2 separate regions of the Homo sapiens genome follow, and region 1 is linked to region 2. A link is a loop called in an ENCODE intact Hi-C map of the cell type or tissue named here. Cell type or tissue: gastrocnemius medialis. All regions are shown on one strand. Each heading gives the region's core, and the rest is flanking DNA. Links, peaks and the distances in the headings are about the cores only. Region 1 overlaps CUX1 (cut like homeobox 1). Region 2 overlaps CUX1 (cut like homeobox 1).

Evidence for each region. Peaks named below come from ENCODE experiments on the same cell type or tissue, not always from the same donor. Only the 100,000 strongest peaks of a DNase experiment are listed, where the experiment ranks them.
Region 1: a loop joins it to region 2, with 3 times the contacts of the local background. A loop is called at or near these places in 2 of 110 quality-filtered maps.

The regions. Positions count from the first base shown.
Region 1 is chr7:101,952,849-101,961,177 of GRCh38, forward strand. All of the region lies in intron 2 of CUX1 (cut like homeobox 1), which reads left to right. Among named protein-coding and RNA genes, the nearest start is that of CUX1, 140 kb to the left of the region's middle. RefSeq lists enhancers at 1-840, 1-522, 181-475. In gastrocnemius medialis, for the core only: CTCF peaks have their summits at 768 and 970; DNase peaks (open chromatin) are centred at 873 and 3,433; H3K27ac peaks cover 8,000 bases.
Region 2 is chr7:102,141,326-102,149,654 of GRCh38, forward strand. All of the region lies in intron 8 of CUX1 (cut like homeobox 1), which reads left to right. Among named protein-coding and RNA genes, the nearest start is that of SH2B2, 140 kb to the right of the region's middle. In gastrocnemius medialis, for the core only: no CTCF peak of the experiment used is centred there; DNase peaks (open chromatin) are centred at 4,996 and 5,836; H3K4me3 peaks cover 361 bases; H3K27ac peaks cover 3,545 bases.

The DNA.
Region 1 (8,329 bases), core at 110-8,109, 190 kb before region 2:
TGCGCAGGGCACGTGTGTGTCCTCTGCGGTCACTGACTTGATTGTCTGCCTTTCCCAGGAGGACATGGGCTCTGTCGGGACATTTTATCCGTCTGTTTACAACATGAAATAGACACCTCCGAAATGTGTGTGTGTTCCGTAAATGAAGGAGCAGAGGGACCCCTTCGGAGCATCTCAGAGGCCAGGAAGCCTGGCTTCTGGCCGCCCTGCCCGCTCCTCACGTGTGAGGGGAACTGGGGAAGTCGAGTCAGCCCGCTGGGGTTCCTGATTCTCTGCGGTTCTGGGAAGAGCTTGCAGTGGAAGGCCTCCCAGCCATTTCCTCTTCTCCCCCAACTGTGACTCACTGATTGATTAATGTTTGGAAATTGTGACTCATCTTGTTAGAGAAGGAAAAGGAAATTTTATTCTCTTCATTCTCCCTCCCTTTCAAATAAGTAATAAATAAAAAGTGGCTGATCTTCCACTTGGTGCGGTAAGAAGCATTTAAATACATTCCCGGCCCTCATAATTGGTGGCTTCTTGGAGAAAGGTACTTATTAGAAGAAAAACACTTCCCTATGTGTTGTTGTTCGGCCTTCTCGTTGATGAAATTACACGGTGAGTTGGTGAGCGAATTTACCTTGCCCCTTTTTAAAGGTATTTGTGGCAGCTCTTGTTGTAGGAATCAGGGGAGAGGAGCCACTTCTCTTTTAGTAAGAAATGCGAAGAGTGGCCTCTCCATCTTCAGAGTTTCAAAATGAGTTCACTCTGGTGGTGAGTAATGATGTCTTAAGCTGGCTTATTAAAGGCGGAGGAATAAGATGTTCTTGCTTTACCTCACGTACCAAATATAGATAAGGCGCTGGATCAGCAGAGCCTCAGGCCCGTGCCAGGACACAGTCGGGCCTGGCGATGTCTGTTTTGTCTCACGACTGGAGGGTTGAAGGGGAAGCACAGCCTTTGCTTTTAAGGGTTTTCTTCTGGGAAATCCACAAAAAAAAAAAAAGCATTTGTTCACTTCTCACGTTGTGATGTTGAAATTATGGCTTGGAGTTTTACATTTGCCTTTTAATTCTCTTTATGGGCAGCATGTCTGTATGTCTTAGGCTCTTGGTTCTGGAAGACCAAGTAAATTCAGTATCTTTTCAAATTGTAACCCTCTGGTCTGGGTAACACAGCAAGACCCCCATCTCTACAAAAAAAATTTTTTTAAGTCAGCCAGGCATGGTGGTGCACACCTGTAGTCCCAGCTACTCAGGAGGCTGAGACGGGAGGATCACCTGAGACACGAGTTTATGTGTCTGAGACGCCTGAGACAGGAGTTTATGACCATCCTGGGCAACATAACAAGAGCCCATCTCTATGACAAAATGTGAAAATTAGCCAGGTACAGTGGTGCACACGTGTAGCCCCAGCTACTTGGGAGGCTGAGGTTGGGGGATAGCCCAGGAGTTCAAGGCTGCAGTGAGCTATGATGGTGCCACTGCACTCCAGCCTGGGTGACAGAGTGAGACCCTGTCTCAACAAAATAAAATTGTAACCCAAAGTAAGGGCTCAATAAATGTTAGCCACTGTGATTATTCTATTATTCCCGTCCTCGTTGTAAATATTTGTGTGGCTTGGTGCCTAGCGTCTTTTGTAGCTGTATGTATTGCCAAGGAGAATCCCAAGGAAAAAAAGTAGAAATATGGTTAAAGCTGGCTGGGCACAGTGGCTCATGCCTATAATCCCAGCACTTTGGGAGGCCGAGGCAGGCAGATCACTTGAGTGCAGGAGTTTGAGACCAGCCAGAGCAACATAGCAAGACCCCTTCTCTACAGTGTGCTGGCATTTGCAGTGCAGCCACCATTGCCCATGGTAGCGATGAGGAAGCTGTGGCTTAGACCAACTTCCAGAATCACTGCTCTGGTCACACAGCTGCTCGCAGGTGGCATCATGAACACACCTAGTCTGACTGTTGCTTAACCACGACAAACTCCATCTCCTTCCACTTTGCCTGGCTGAGGATCGGATGCATTACATAGAAATATTTGAATTTGGAAGCTGTTGAAATACAGGTTCAGGCCAGGCATGGTGGCTCATGTGTGTAATCCCAGCACTTTGGGAAGCCGAGGCAGGCGATCACCTGAGGCCAGGAGTTCGAGACCAGCCTGGCCAACATGGTGAGACCCTGTCTCTACTAAAAATGCAAAAATCAACTGGGCCTGGTGGTGCACACCTGTAATCCCAGCTACTCGAGAGGCAGGAGAATTGCTTGAACCCTGGTGGCGGAGGTTGCAGTGAGCTGAGATCATGCCACTGCACTCCAGCGTGGGTGACAGAGACAGATTCAGTCTCAAAAAAAAAAAAAATGCAGGTTCAAGGAAGGGAGAGGATGATTTGTGTTCCGCTCTGCGCCTCCTCCCTGGTCCATTCCCTTCTCCCTGTTGGACCATTGCTGTGACACAGGTGATCTGAGCATCAAGAAAAAGGCATTTCTTGCTTCTCAGTGATATTAGCAAGCACCTGCTGCTTGTATTCACTGTGCTGAGTTCTACCCATTTATTCTCTCATTCAGTCTTTACATCTCCCTGATGAGGAGGCATAATAATATCATGCCCATTTTATAGACTTGAGGGAACTGAGCCCAAGCCATTCAGCCAGAGAGTAACCGAGCTGGAGTTCCACCAGGTCTGTCTGCTCTGATAGCAGGCATGCCTGACCTCCGCACCTACCCACTTCCCCACTTCTGCAGTCTCATGTGTCCCAGGGAACGCACAGCTGGGGCCCCTCTCCTAATTTGCACCCTTCCTGAGCCAGTTCAGAAGTCCCAGACTGTGTCTTTCTGGCTGGCTGTGTCACTGGGCCCAAGGATGGTGCTACGGGGCTAAAGATCTTCTACACTGACCCTCTCCACTAACGGGAAATCAGAAAAGGGAACTTGAAGAGAACATTGGCACCAATGGTTGGACCTAGGGATTTGTAGCCACCTTTCTAAGGGAGATAGAGGACAGGGCTAAGAGTCACAACTTTTGTTCTCTACCCTTGAGCAATCGAATACTTGCAAAGCCCTGTTTCTAAGGTTAAAAAAAAAAGGCTGGGCCCTGTGGCTCACGCCTGTAATCCTAGCACTTTGGGAGGCCAAGGTGGGCGGATCACGAGGTCAGGGGATGAGACCATCCTGGCTAACACGGTGAAACCCCGTCTCTACTAAAAATACAAAAAATTAGCCGGGTGAGGTGGCACATGCCTGTAGTCCCAGCTACTCGGGAGGCTGAGGCAGGAGAATGGCGTGAACCCGGGAGGTGGAGCTTGCAGTGAGCCCACGTCTCAAAAAAAAAAAAAAAAAAAAAAAAAGGAGGCAGCTTTGGGGGACAAAACATTCAGCGTGGCCGGCTCTCCGCATCTTACAGTGGTAGGGATGAAATGCACGCGCCCTCATTTGAAATGAGAATCGCAGTGCCTCAGTTAAACAGCGGCCTCTCCGGATGCCAAGCTGAGATCATTTCCATTTCTGTGCCGAGATCGGCCTTTTGCAGAGATAGATGGGTTATATTTATCACCAGCTAACTTATTAGCATGTGACACCAGATACACCAAATTGTAATCTGACTCATAAAAGGATATGTAGTTCATGACTTGATGGTGAAGCAGGTCAGTTTAAAAAAAAAAATCAGATGGATTATGGAGTCAACGTTTCCTTCAGAAAACTTCTTCAGGGGTAAACTGGTATAATAGGAATGTCTGTTCAGACTGTTTTGAAAACAGTTACCTTGAGAATTTTGTATTCCTTTGACCCAGCAATCCCACTTTTGAAAATCTATCCCAAGGAAAAAAATTAGAAATACAGTTAAAGCCGCCTGGGCACAGTGGCTCACGCCTATAATCCCAGCACTTTGGGAGGCCGAAGCGGGCAGTGCGGGTTGAGTGCGGGAGTTTGAGACCAGCCAGAGCAACATAGCGAGACCCTGTCTCTACACAAAATACAAATTGTTTGCTGGGCATGGTGGTGTGCACCAGTAGTCCCAGCTATCTGGGAGGCCAAGGCGGGAGGATCGCTTGAGCCAGGGAGGTCGAGGTTGTGGTGGGCTGTGATCACACCACTGCATTCCAGCCTAGGTGACACAGTGAGACCCTGTCTCAAACAGAAAAAAAGAAATGTGGCCAAAGCTTTATGAACAATAATGTTAATTATAGTGTTATTGATATACTAAAAACAGGTGGGAGGGAACAAGGCTAGTGTCCAATATAGAGGAACGGCTAAATGATGCTAAAAATCATTCATTCAAATTATTATGTAACTGATATTGTTTCCCAAGAATATTTACTAACACAGAAAAGATCATGATATCACCTAAAGTAAGAATTAAAGATGCTGTATCACCCTAGTTTAATGAAAGAAAAATGTTCAAAAATATAAAGACAAGATGAATATATAGACATACAGCACAATAGATGCAAATACCTGCACATCACACAAGGGCTGGTGAACATGAGGACACTGGATTCTTCCAGGCCTTTTTCTAAGTCTTAGCAGGGATTATTTTTGGTTGGTGTGAGATTGGCTTTTTTCTTTGTTATGCTTTTCTGTGTTTTGCAGATTTTCTCCATAGAGAATGTTACTTTTTTTTAGGCAGGGAACGGTGGCTCACGCCTGTAATCCCAGCACTTTGGGAGGCTGAGGCAGGCAGATCACCTGAGGTCAGGAGTTCGAGACCAGCCTGGCCAACTTGGTGAAACACCGTCTCTACTAAAAATACAATAAAAATTATAGCCAGGTGTGGTGGCAGGCGCCTGTAGTCCTAGCTAGTAGGGAGGCTGAGGCAGGAGAATCATTTGAACCTGGGAGGTGGAGGTTGCAGTGAGCTGAGATCACGCCACTGCACTCCAGCCTGGGCAACAGAGTGAGATTCCATCTCTTAAAAAATAAAATAATTTAAAAAAAACAAGAGAATGTTACTTTTTAATTTGAAAACAATAAGAAAATGTCCAAGTCTGCAAAATAGAGTCTTTTTGAAAGACTCTTCGTACTTATTAATTTATTCACCAGACATCTTTAAACGGAAACAGTGGTTAAGTGTGAGAGTTTGGAAGTCCCACAGATCAGAACCCCAGCTGCCGTTTACTCACTGCAGTCCCTGGGCAAGTAATTCAGTCATCTGAGTTTCCTTGTCCCTACCCGTGTAATGGGGGATCTCTGGTACCCATCTCATGGAGCTGCTAAAGTGATTAAATGAGACAAAAGTATGCGAGCCCTTTGCTGGAACATGTTTCTGGAATACTTGCTGTTATTAGTGGAAATATTGCCACCGTGCCATGTGCCAGACTCCGTGTGAAGTGTGCAGAGTGCTAGGTGGGTAAAAATAGCCCCCCTCCTTCTAGAACCTCCAACCCAAAGGTGGGAAGGGGCACACAGGTAACAGAAATGACAGCGTTGACATCTGGTGTGTGCTGTGTAAGTCATGTCATCTGTGCTGAACCCTGGGGCTCAGGAGAGACGTAGTGGGGCTGTCGTGGGAACTGGGCCCTACTTGGGAGCCAGGATGTGGGCCCGGCCTGAAGCTGCAGCAGCAGCAGCAGCAGCAAGATGTGAGAATATTTAGGAGATGGAACTTGGTTCAGTGGGAGGAGTAACCCAAAAGGACTCTAGGGTGGTCCTGAGATTTTCTTTTCTTTTTTTTTTTTTTTTTTTGAGGCGGAGTCTCACTCTGTTGCTCAGACTTGAGTGCAGTGACACAGTCTCAGCTCACTGCACCCTCCACCTCCCAGGTTCAAGTGATTCTTCTTCCTCGGCCCCTCAAGTAGCTGAGATTACAGGTGCGCACCACCATGCCTGGCTAATTTTGTATTTTCAGTAGAGACGGGGTTTCACCATGTTGGCCAGGCTGGTCTCAAACTCCTGGGCTTAAGCAGTCTGCCCACTTCAGCCTCCCAAAGTGCTGGGATTACAGGCATGAGCCACTGGCCAGTCCTGAAGTTTTCACAGAAGCATGAAAACACAGAGAGAATTCCTTTTCTGTCATAAGGAGATGATGCCCTTTTTTTTTTTTTTTTTTTTTTTTTTTTAAGAGACAGTATTGCCCTGTCGCCCAAGCTGGACTCCAGTGGTACAGTCGTGGCTCACTGCAGCCTCGACCTCCCTGGCTTAAGCAATCCTCCCACCTCAGCCCTCCTAAGTAGCTAGGACTACAGGCTCATGCCAGCCACCATGTCTGGCTAATTTTTAAATTTTTTATAGAGACACGGTCTGGCAGTGTTGCCTAAGCTGGTCTCAAATTCCTGGGCTTAAGTGATCCGCCCACTTCGGCCTCCCAAAGGATTACAGGTGTGAGCAACCACGCCCAGCCTGGATGATTGGATGGTGCCTATAGATTCAGGAAAAACAGACTTTTCCCCCAGAATGTTTTCCTTACCTAGCTCTATGTGTGTGCAGTGTGTGTGTGTGTGTGTGTGTGTGTGTGTGTGTGTGCAAGAGAGCGTGGCTAAGACAAGGGTATTCACCTGGCATCCTCATTCCCAAGTTGCCAATACTCCTCTCCCCTTTTTTCTTAACTCACCACCTGGGAAGTTTTCCTATTTCTCTCCCTCCTATCCCAGATAAGAAGAATTGCCTTCTTTCCTCCCAGCTGATTTGCTTTTCTCGTCATTATATGGCAAACCAGGCTGCACTCCCCTCCTAAGGCAGGCGGTGGTTCTCTTTGGGCTCTGAGTCCTCAGTGTTCTGCCTCTTCGGGTGCCAACCAGGAAAGCCGCCTTCCGCTTTTAGAGCAACGTGAAGAAATCATGGCAGCCCACGTAAGATCTCTCATTATTTCTGTTGAAACTGATTCTATCGAGGGTGGAGTGCATTGCCTTTAATTTCTTTGTTTGCGTGTATTTTTTTTCCCCTCTCTCTCACAAGAAGTATATTCTTTTCTTTCCTGTTTGTTCCTGCTCGATTTGGGGAGGCTGCTGTTTCCACTGCCTAATTAATGGGAAGGTGTTCTGCGGAGGATTTCACCGCGTACATATTCTCTGTTTGGACATGGTACAACCTGTGGACCCTTTTAAACATAGTTACATGTTTGACTCTTTATAGGGTAATAACTCGATTAATTTTGCAAGGCTTTTTAGAATACCATTGTTCTCTTGAAAAGAACAGGTTTGCTGTTTTAACAAGACTTTAATGCCATCGAGATGCCTCACATTGGCACGGTTGCGTAAGAATCGCACGGTCCCATGAAATGAAATTGAGAGAGCTTTTTCCGGCGCCTGGTTGGTTGGGGCGGCCTCCGTTCGGTGCTTTTTTCATCCTCGACCCAGTGACCAACTGTGTTTGCCCTGATGTTTCTTTCAATTCCACCATTCCGAAATGTCTCCGGAATCTGTCGTTTTAGCTTTTGCAGCAAGGTTCGTTGTGTTTGTCTTGCCCGCTTCAGGTTTCTCTAATGAGATTCACGTGTAAAGGAGGATTGGCAATTAATCGGATGACTGATTAATTGTGAGATTCTTATTCTTACCAAGGAATGCTATGGAAGTCCTGGCTTCAGATAAAATTCTCAATGAGGGCCAGTTGCAGTGGCTCACGCCTGTAAGCCCAGCACTTGAGGAGGCCGAGGTGGGAGGATCACTTGAGCTCAGGAGTCTGAGACCAGCCTGGGCAATATGACAAGACCCCATCTCTGCCCAAAAAGAAAAAATTAGCTGGGCATGGTGGCACACACTTGTGATCCCAGATACAGCTACTTCGGAGGCTGAGGTGGGAGAATCTATTGAGCCTGGGAGGTTGAGGCTGCAGTGAGCAGAGATGGCACCACTGCACTCCAGCCTGGACAACAGAGCAAGACCCCGTCTCAAAAAAGCAAATTCTCAAAGAGGCCTTAATATACCTTTTTTAATCATAAGCTTTAAGAGCCTGGTCATGCAAAGATAATTCAGTGAGATGAAAGATTGTTTATTTCCTACTGTGCATTGGTCACAACTTTGATTCCACAGAAGGGCAGTGTGCTGTCCTAACAGAGCTGAGTGTGTGGAGTCTTAAGAGCTTCCTCCCTCTCAGCAAATGTGTATTAAATGTTTCTGCTTTGCCAGTTCCAGTGCCAGTGCCCTGTGATTAGAAGGTGAGCTTCACCGAGGCCTCCTGGTGTTGTGGAGAGGGAGCCCCGGGAATGGCTGGATGCAGAAGGTGAAGGTTGAGATGCAGGAGAGGGAGCAGTTAGCCTTCTGGCTTGGGCTGTGGTGGGTGGTGCCCTCCATGAGATTCCAAAAAGGACTAGTTTGGGGAGGAATGAAATTGGCATTTGGAGAGTGTAAGATACTAGTGGAGTCTCCAAGCAGAGCTGCCCAGGAGACAGGCTGGCCATGAGGAGAGTAGCATTCACCTGGATATAGA
Region 2 (8,329 bases), core at 115-8,114:
GCTAACTTAAGTGCAAGGCAATTAAGCGGGGAGGGAATTGTGGACAAATCTATAGAACTCTGAAGCCACAGGTGAGCCAAGCATTGACTTTACTGGGGAAAAACCAGGTGGAAGAAGGTTGAAGGAGCTTGGGTTGGTCAGAAGATGCCAGGATTTGGGACCTGAGCCAGGGAGGTGGGCCCAGGAAGTGGGATTGGGCTTGGGGATGGGGAAGGAGAGGAAGCTGAGAGCGATAACTAGTATGCAATCAGAAATTTTTTTTATTCTTAGTTTTAGCTTCTCTGCCTCTGCCACCAAAGCTTTGTTTTGGTTTTTGAGACAGGCTCTCACTCTGTTGCCCAGGCTGTAGTGCAGTGGCACAATCTTGGCTCACTTCAACCTGTGCCTCCCGGGTTCAAGCAATTCTCCCACCTTAGCCTCCCGAGTAGCTGGGATTACAGGTGCACACCACCACTCTCAGCTAATTTTTTTTTTTTTTTTTTTTTTTGTATTTTTAGTAGAGACGGGGTTTCTCCATGTTGGTCAGGCTGGTCTTGAACTCCTGACCTCAAGTGATCCACCCGCCTCAGCCTCTCAGAGTGCTGGGATTACAGGCGTGAGCCACCATGCCTGGTCCCAACCTTTCCTTAACACTTCCTACCACACAGTACTTAGGGGAGAAAGTCATTAGAAACCCTTGTACTTGGGAGTAAAGGCCAGGCTTTTAGTAGAGACAGGTTGCCTACCATGCCCTTGAGCCCATGCACCACTGCGCCGCCCTGCACCTCAGTTTCCCCACTTGTGAAATCCTAGCAGTCTTCCTCTGTAGGTCTGCACTGCTCCCCTGTGGTGTGTCTTTTGTGCAGCGCAGGAGGCAGATGAGAGAGAGAAGCCCGCGTCTTGTCCAAAATATGATTTGGCGCATTCTTGGGCAGCGTCTGTTGGAGGTACAGGCGGGATGCTCACAGGTGAAGTAAACCAGGAATGGCAAACAGAACCTGAAAGGTGGTTCTGAAAGAGAGAATGCAGAAACTGGGCAAGCAGTACTCCCACCTGTAGGAAGGTTTGCTGGCGAAGTTTCACACTAAAACATGAAGGAGACTGTTAAAAACAATGGGTATAGATGACAGAACAGCATCCCTTCCTAAACAGCCTTTAAAAGTCTGAAACTAGGGCCAGGTGTGGTAGTTCACACCTGTAAGCCCAGCTAGTTGGGAGGCTGAGGCAGGAGGATCACTTGAGCCCAGGAATTTGAGGCTGCAGTGAGCCATGATAGTACCACTGCACTCCAGCCTGGGCAACAGAGCAAGACCCTGTCTCTACAAAAAATAAATTAGCCATGTGTAATGGTGCACACCTGTAGTCCCAGGTATTCAGGGGATCGAGACAGGAGGATCACTTGAAGACAGGAGTTCAAGACCAGCCTGGCCAACATAGTGAGACCTTGTTTCTGCAAAAAATTTAAAAATTAGCCGGGAGAGGTGATGCACACTTGTAGTCCCAGCTACTTGGGAGGCCGAGGCAGGAGGATCTCTTGAGCCCATGAGTTCAAGGCTGCAGTGAGCCATGGTCAAACCACTGCACTCCAGCCTGGGCAACAGAGCAAGACCCATCTATTAAAAAATAATAATAATAATAAAAACAAATCTGAAAGTAAAGAAGTAACAACCGGTCCCCATTTCCTGCCAGGTTGTTGTCTACCCGTGATTCCTGGCACAGTTGGGGCAAGTCCCCGGAGTGCAGGAGCCATGTTGCCTGCGTCTTTGTAACTGTCCCATGGCCAGGGGGCTCAATGGATGGCAGGCTGCCGGCCCACGATGTCAACAGCAGGAACTTGTGCCTCAGTTTCCTCCATCACCTAAGTGTAGGCCTCTCACCATGACAGTTCCCTTCCTGGGTCAGATGGTACTTGGGGGGTTCCCTTCCAGAATTCATTTTCTTCCCATTCTCTGTTCTTGGCTAACAATCTTTTTCTTTTTTATGAGACAGAGTCTTGCTCTGTCACCCAAGCTGGAGCACAGAGGCGCGATCATAGCTCACTGCAGCCTCCAACTCCTGGGCTCAAACGATCCACCCACATCAGTCTCCAAAGTAGCTGGGACCACAAGTGCATACCACCATACCCAGCTAATTTTTGTATTAATGTTTTGTAGAGACGGAGCTTCACCATGTTGCCCAGGCTGGTCTCGAATTCCTGGGCTCAAGCGATCCTCCCACCTTGGCCTCCCAAAGTGCTGGGATTACAGGTGTGAGTCACTGCGCCTGGCCCAATCATTTTCTGTGTCAAAGAAAAACATATATATGGTATATTATTTTTTAAAGTCACATTCTTCTTATAGAGATGTGCTCTTTGTATACATTTTTTTCCCCTTGGCAAGTGGGTAAACGGGATTCCGGGAAGGTAACTGTCTTGACTAAAGTTAGCAGAGTCTGGCATCAGGTGGACCGCACAGGACGGCCACTTCTTCTTTTGTTTTTTTGTTTTGTTTTGTTTGAGACGGAGTCTCAATCTGTCTCACCAAGACTGGAGTGCCGTGGTGCGATCTCAGCTCACTGTAGCCTCCACCTCCTGGGTTCAAGCCATCCTCCTGTCTCAGCCTCCCGAGTAGCTGGAATTACAGGCATGCACCACCCCACCCGGCCAATTTTGTATTTTTAGTAGAGACGAGCCTTTACCATGTTGGCCAGGCTGGTCTCGAACTCCTGACCTCAGGCAATCCACCCACCTCAGCCTCCCAAAGTGCTGGGATTACAGGCGTGAGCCACTGCGCCCAGCCAGGACGGCCACTTCTAATCCATATTCTTTTCCACAGCTGCAGCCACAGCCATGCAGCGTCCTTTAGATTCTCCTTCTTCTTGAGTATTTTTATGTCTTGCTTATCACCTTGTTTCATTGCAAATGGAATAGTAGCAGTCAGCATCAGTGCACGCTTTACAATTAATGAGTGACGATGGAGGGATACCTGACTACTGTGATGCTCTTCACTTTTTTTGTTGTCTTATTGGGTTTTTTGTTTATGTTTCATATGTTAAATTTCCGACGTACGCGTGACCTGGTGTCAGCATCTCCCGTTCATGGCCCATCCCGTCTCACCTGTCCCCACTCCTGTTTTGACTTGAAGCTACTCCCAGAATCCTTTCATTTCCTTTCTAAACATTTTAACACACATATCCTCACAATAAGGACTTTCTTTTTAATATAGTCACAGCGCAATTAGCACATTCAAAAATAATTTTTCACCTGCAGTCCCAGCAACTCAGGAGGCTGAGGTGGGAGGATTGCTTGAGCCCGGGAGGTTGAGGCTGCAGTGAGCTATGATCACACCACTACGCTCCAGCCTGGGTGACAAAGCAAGACCCTGTCTCAAAAAAAAAAAAAAACAGTAAAAATAATAATCATAATAATTTTTTAATATGATCAGGTAAATCTAGCCAGTTTTGAAATTTCTAGTTGCCCCCAAACTTCATAATGGTTTTATTTTCTAAAATTATTTTAATTTAGGCTGGGCGCAATGGCTCACGTCTGTAATCCCAGCACTTTGGGAGGCCGAGGTGGGTGGATAACTTGAGGTCAGGAGCTTGAAAACAGCCTGGCTAACATGGCAAAACCTCGTCTCTACTAAAAACACAAAAATTAGCTGGGTGTGGTGGCACACACCTGTAGTCCCAGCTACTCAGGAGGCTGAGGCAGTGGAATCACCTGAACGGAGAGGCGGAGGTTGCAGTGAGCCGAGATCGCACCACTGCACTCCAACCTGGGCGACAGAGCAAGACTCCGTCTTAAAAAAAAAAAAAAAAAAAAAAATTTGAATCTCGATTCAAGTAAGATCCACACGTTGCAGTTGGCTGGTGTATCTTTAAGTCTTGGTCATTGTATAGATTCCCTCTTCGTCACTTTTTCTTTTCCTTGCAATGTATTTGTGCTAGAAATGGGGTCATTTGTCCAGAAAAGATTCTCCACCCCACTGCTGAGATTTTACTGATTGCCTCCCCAGAAATAGTTTATCATGCTCCTCTGTCCTCATGCTTTCCTGAAAATTTGTGGTTGAATCTAGAGGCTTGATCAGATTCAGGCTAGAAGTTTTTGGCCAAAAGCCCCTTTGTGGGTGATTGTGATGATCTCGCGATGGTGTCAGGTACTGGAAGTGAGCGCTCACCAGAAGAGAAAGGTCCTGACTTTGATACACAATCATAATGAATCCAGGCATGGAGCTTGGTGGTTTACAAAATCTTTTCCTTTCTTTTTGTGTTCTTGTTTTATCCTCATGCTAATTTCTTTGAATTTCATGGCTCCTCCTGTATAGGTGACTGTCCAGCTCAGAAGTCTGTCCAAGGTCAAACAACTAAAAGACAATGGGAGGGCCGGGCGCGGTGGCTCACGCCTGTAATCCCAACACTTTGGGAGGCCGAGGTGGGTGGATCATCTGAGGTCAGGAGTTCAAGACCAGCCTGACCAACATGGTGAAACCCTGCCTCTACTAAAAATACAAAAATTAGCTGGGCATGGTGGCAGGCTCCTGTAATCCCAGCTACTCATGAGACTGAGGGAGGAGAATTGCTTGAACCTGGGAGGCAGAGGTTGCGGTGAGTCGAGATCGTGCCATTGCACTCCAGCCTGGGCAGTAGAGCAAGACTCCATCTCAAAAATAAATAAATAAAAATTTTTACAAAATAAAAATGCAGTGGAGAAGAATTCCAACCCATTTTCCACCAGCCACACTCTTTTCTGTAGACCACAATTTTCCTAATTTCACTTGATTTTAAAGAACAAAGGAACCTGCACACCCAGCCTGCTCTCCACTTCTTTGGGTAGAGCAGGGCTGTTAGAACTCTAGAGAGATGCAGGAAGCAGCCGCCGATGAACCCAGATGCTCATCCCTGGAGGCACTGTGCGGTCTCAGGAGCAGAAGCCGAATGAATTATGCAATATCAGAGCCTCATTCCCTGGGCCGCAGCTGTCCCATGTTCCCTGCCTGGAGATGACTGAAGCCCGAGTGACAGTCACAGGCTGTTCCCGATCACGCTGGGGTCACACGCTCTGGTGAGCACCCAGCCGGCCAGAGCTGTGCTATTGGTTTGGCACAGGTAGAAAGTTGACCCCGCACGTGCCGTAGAAGGTCATTTCGTTCGGTTCATCAGCTATACTCGGACTGGCTAAAGGAAGATTTTATTGAAATCGTTTCCCATGAACACGTCAACTTGTGGGGCAGGAAGGGAAATTTTCTTCCCGTTTGGGATTGAAAAGATGAGGCTTAACCAAACTCGTTCTTATGTTCGTTGGTTTGTTTTTTCTTTCTTTCTTTCTTTTTTTTAAACAGACTCTCACTCTGTTGCCCAGGCTGGAGTACAGTGGCGTGATCTCGGCTCACTGTAACTTCCACCTCCCAGGTTCAAGCAATTCTGCCACCCCAGCCTCCTTAGTAGCTGGGATTACAGGCGCACGCCACCACACCTAGCTAATTTTTGTATTTTTAGTAGAGATGGGGTTTCACCATGTTGGCCAGGCTGGTCTCAAACTCCTGAACTCAAGTGATCCACCCACCTTAGCTTCCCAAAGTGCTTGGGATTACATGAGTGAGCCACTGCGCCTGGCCTAAACTTGTTTTTAATCATTACTTTTGTATCATTTAAATTAGTATAATGGTAATCTACAGAGAACAAATTCTGGTTAATTTCTGAGCAGACAGAGGTGACATCCTGGCCGTTTAACTGTCTCTCGGCACAGTGTTACTTCCAGCAAAAATGAAAACCGCTATTTCCAGAAGGTTATCTGTAGGGATAAAGCTCCACAGACTGGACCGACTCTCTTTCCAGGCCTTTGATTGGGGAGGGGTGGGGCCACCGTGGAGTGTGACACATTTGATCCGGGGCTTGGCAGATGCAAGATGGCTTCATCCTCCCCTCTACTTCTGCCAAAGCAGAAGTGGTTTAACCTTGGGTGGAAAACGAAAGATAGGGCAAGTCATACAGATGAGGGCTGCCAAGAAAACCTTTCCCCGAAAAACACTCTCTCCTCCCCTCCTCCCCTTCCCCATCAGCCTCCGTGTCTTCAGTCCTGACCTGGTTCACAGATCCGTGTTGGGCACGGGGATGAGTGATGAGTGGTGAGCTGGGCCACCTGGTTCTGCACTCCAGGACCTCACGGTCCATTGGACAAAAAGAAGCCTAATTCTGGGTCTTTCAATACTTCTCCCCCAAGACTATTATTGCCTTGTTTTTCAGAGGCTCTGAAAAGCGAATCATTTTCCTTCTGCAATAACATCTTGTAGGCTCTTTCCTTAAAAGTTGTATTTACAATTTGCCAAAAGAATTCTACCCTTTCTGCCCTTTAGAATACTAGCCAGTGAATGGCTGTCTGTCAAGAAGACAGGGGACCTCAGGTATCACAGGTGTCATTAATTTGCATATTTGGGCCGGTGCGGTGGCTCATATCTGTCATCCCAGCACTTTGGGAGGCCAAGGCAGGTGGATCACTGGAGATCAGGAGTTCGAGACCAGCCTGGCCAACATGATGAAACCTGATCTCTACTAAAAAAATAGAAAAATTAGCCGGGCATGGTGGCGCATGCCTGTACTCCCAGCTACTCGGGAGGCTGAGGAGGCGGAGGTTACAGTGAACCGAGATCGCCCCACTGCCCTCCAGCCTGGGTGACAGAGCGAGACTCCGTCTCAAAAATAAATAAATAAATAAATAAATAAATTTGCATATTTGGTCAACCAGTATTTTGTGAGTACCTGCTGTGTTCCCTGGAACTATGGCAGTGGATAAGCAAGTAATCAATATATGAACAAGAGACTTTGAGACGGGAATAAATGCAACAGAAACAAAATGAATGGACAATGGAGAGTGTGGCTGTGGAGAGGCCTCTCAGAGGAGGGCCAGGAGGGCTGAGACCCAGGCCTGTAGGTGGGACAAGCATGGTGCTTCCAAGAAACAGAACAGGACTAAAGAGGCTGGGCACGGTGGCTCACACCTGTGATCCTAACACCTTGGGAGGCCAAGGCAGGCAGATCACCTGAGGTCAAGAGTTCGAGATCAGCCTGACCAACATGGTGAAACCCCGTCTCTACTAAAAATACAAAAATTAGCCAGGCGTGGTGGTGCACACCTGTAATTCCAGCTACTAGGGAGGCTGGGGCATTCTCAAGAATCACTTGAACCCCGAAGGCAGAGGTTGCAGTGAGCTGAGATTGCACCAGTGCACTCCAGCTTGGGCAACAGACCAAGACTCCGTATCAAAAACAAACAAACAAAAAAACAAAAAACAAAGAAATGCCCATCTTTTATTTTAAAAATCTTAATAAAATAGGGATATAGTTGGATATTTCATTAATAAATGTATATATATAATGTATTTTATATATAACTACACATTAATGTATGTGTTATATATATATAATATATTAATATATATATATTATATATTACTCAAGAACATGAGTAAGTTCTTGAGTGGTGATTTGTGAGATTTAGGTGCACCCATCACCTAAGCAGTATACACTGCACCCAATATATAGTCTTTTTTCCCTCACCCCCCTCCCACCCTTTCCCCGCAAGTCCCCAGAGTCCTTTGCATTTTCATCGCTTAGCTCCCACTTACGAGTGAGAACATACAATGTTTGGTTTTCCATTCCTGAGTTACTTCACTTAGAATAATAGTCTTCACTCCCATGCAGGTTGTTGTGAATGTCATTAACTCGTTCCTTTTTAGGGCTGAGTAGTATTCTGTCGTGAGATAAGAAATATTCAAAGGGTGTGGGAAGAGACTCTGCCGTCTTTATTTGCAGATGTGGTCACAGGATGCCTCGCAACCCCGAGAGAGCCACTGAAAAGTTGTTACAAAATTGAACAGGCTTCCATTTCCCTGTGGCCTCTCTCTCTAGACAGCCGTACCTCTCTATCCCAGTGTCCCCTGCTCAGTAAATCTGTACTCATCCTCCAGGGTACAGACTGGATGTCCCCTACTCCGGGATACTGTTTCTCCTGGTGTCTGCAGAGGCCCTTGTACCACTTTCTGGGATGTCACTGTGCTGAATCGCTGGTGGCTGCCATTTCCTTCCGCCTCCCACTGGGTAGACAGGAAGGGGGTCCCTGCCCACCCACCCACCCATGCCCGGTATATCCCTGCTGAGCTCCTAGGATGTGCAGGGTGTATTCCTGTGTGCTAGCGAGAAGGGAGTCCCAGCGCCACTACGCCATTGCCCACTCCTCCCCTGGGACATTTGTTTCCCTTGGGTGTGGTTCATGGTAGGTGCCCCATGGGCGTTATTGGTGGGAGACCTCCCTGTCTCAGTCTGAGCTGGGCCCATCGCCATCAGGGCACGACAGCCACAGCAGGTGCCTTTGCTG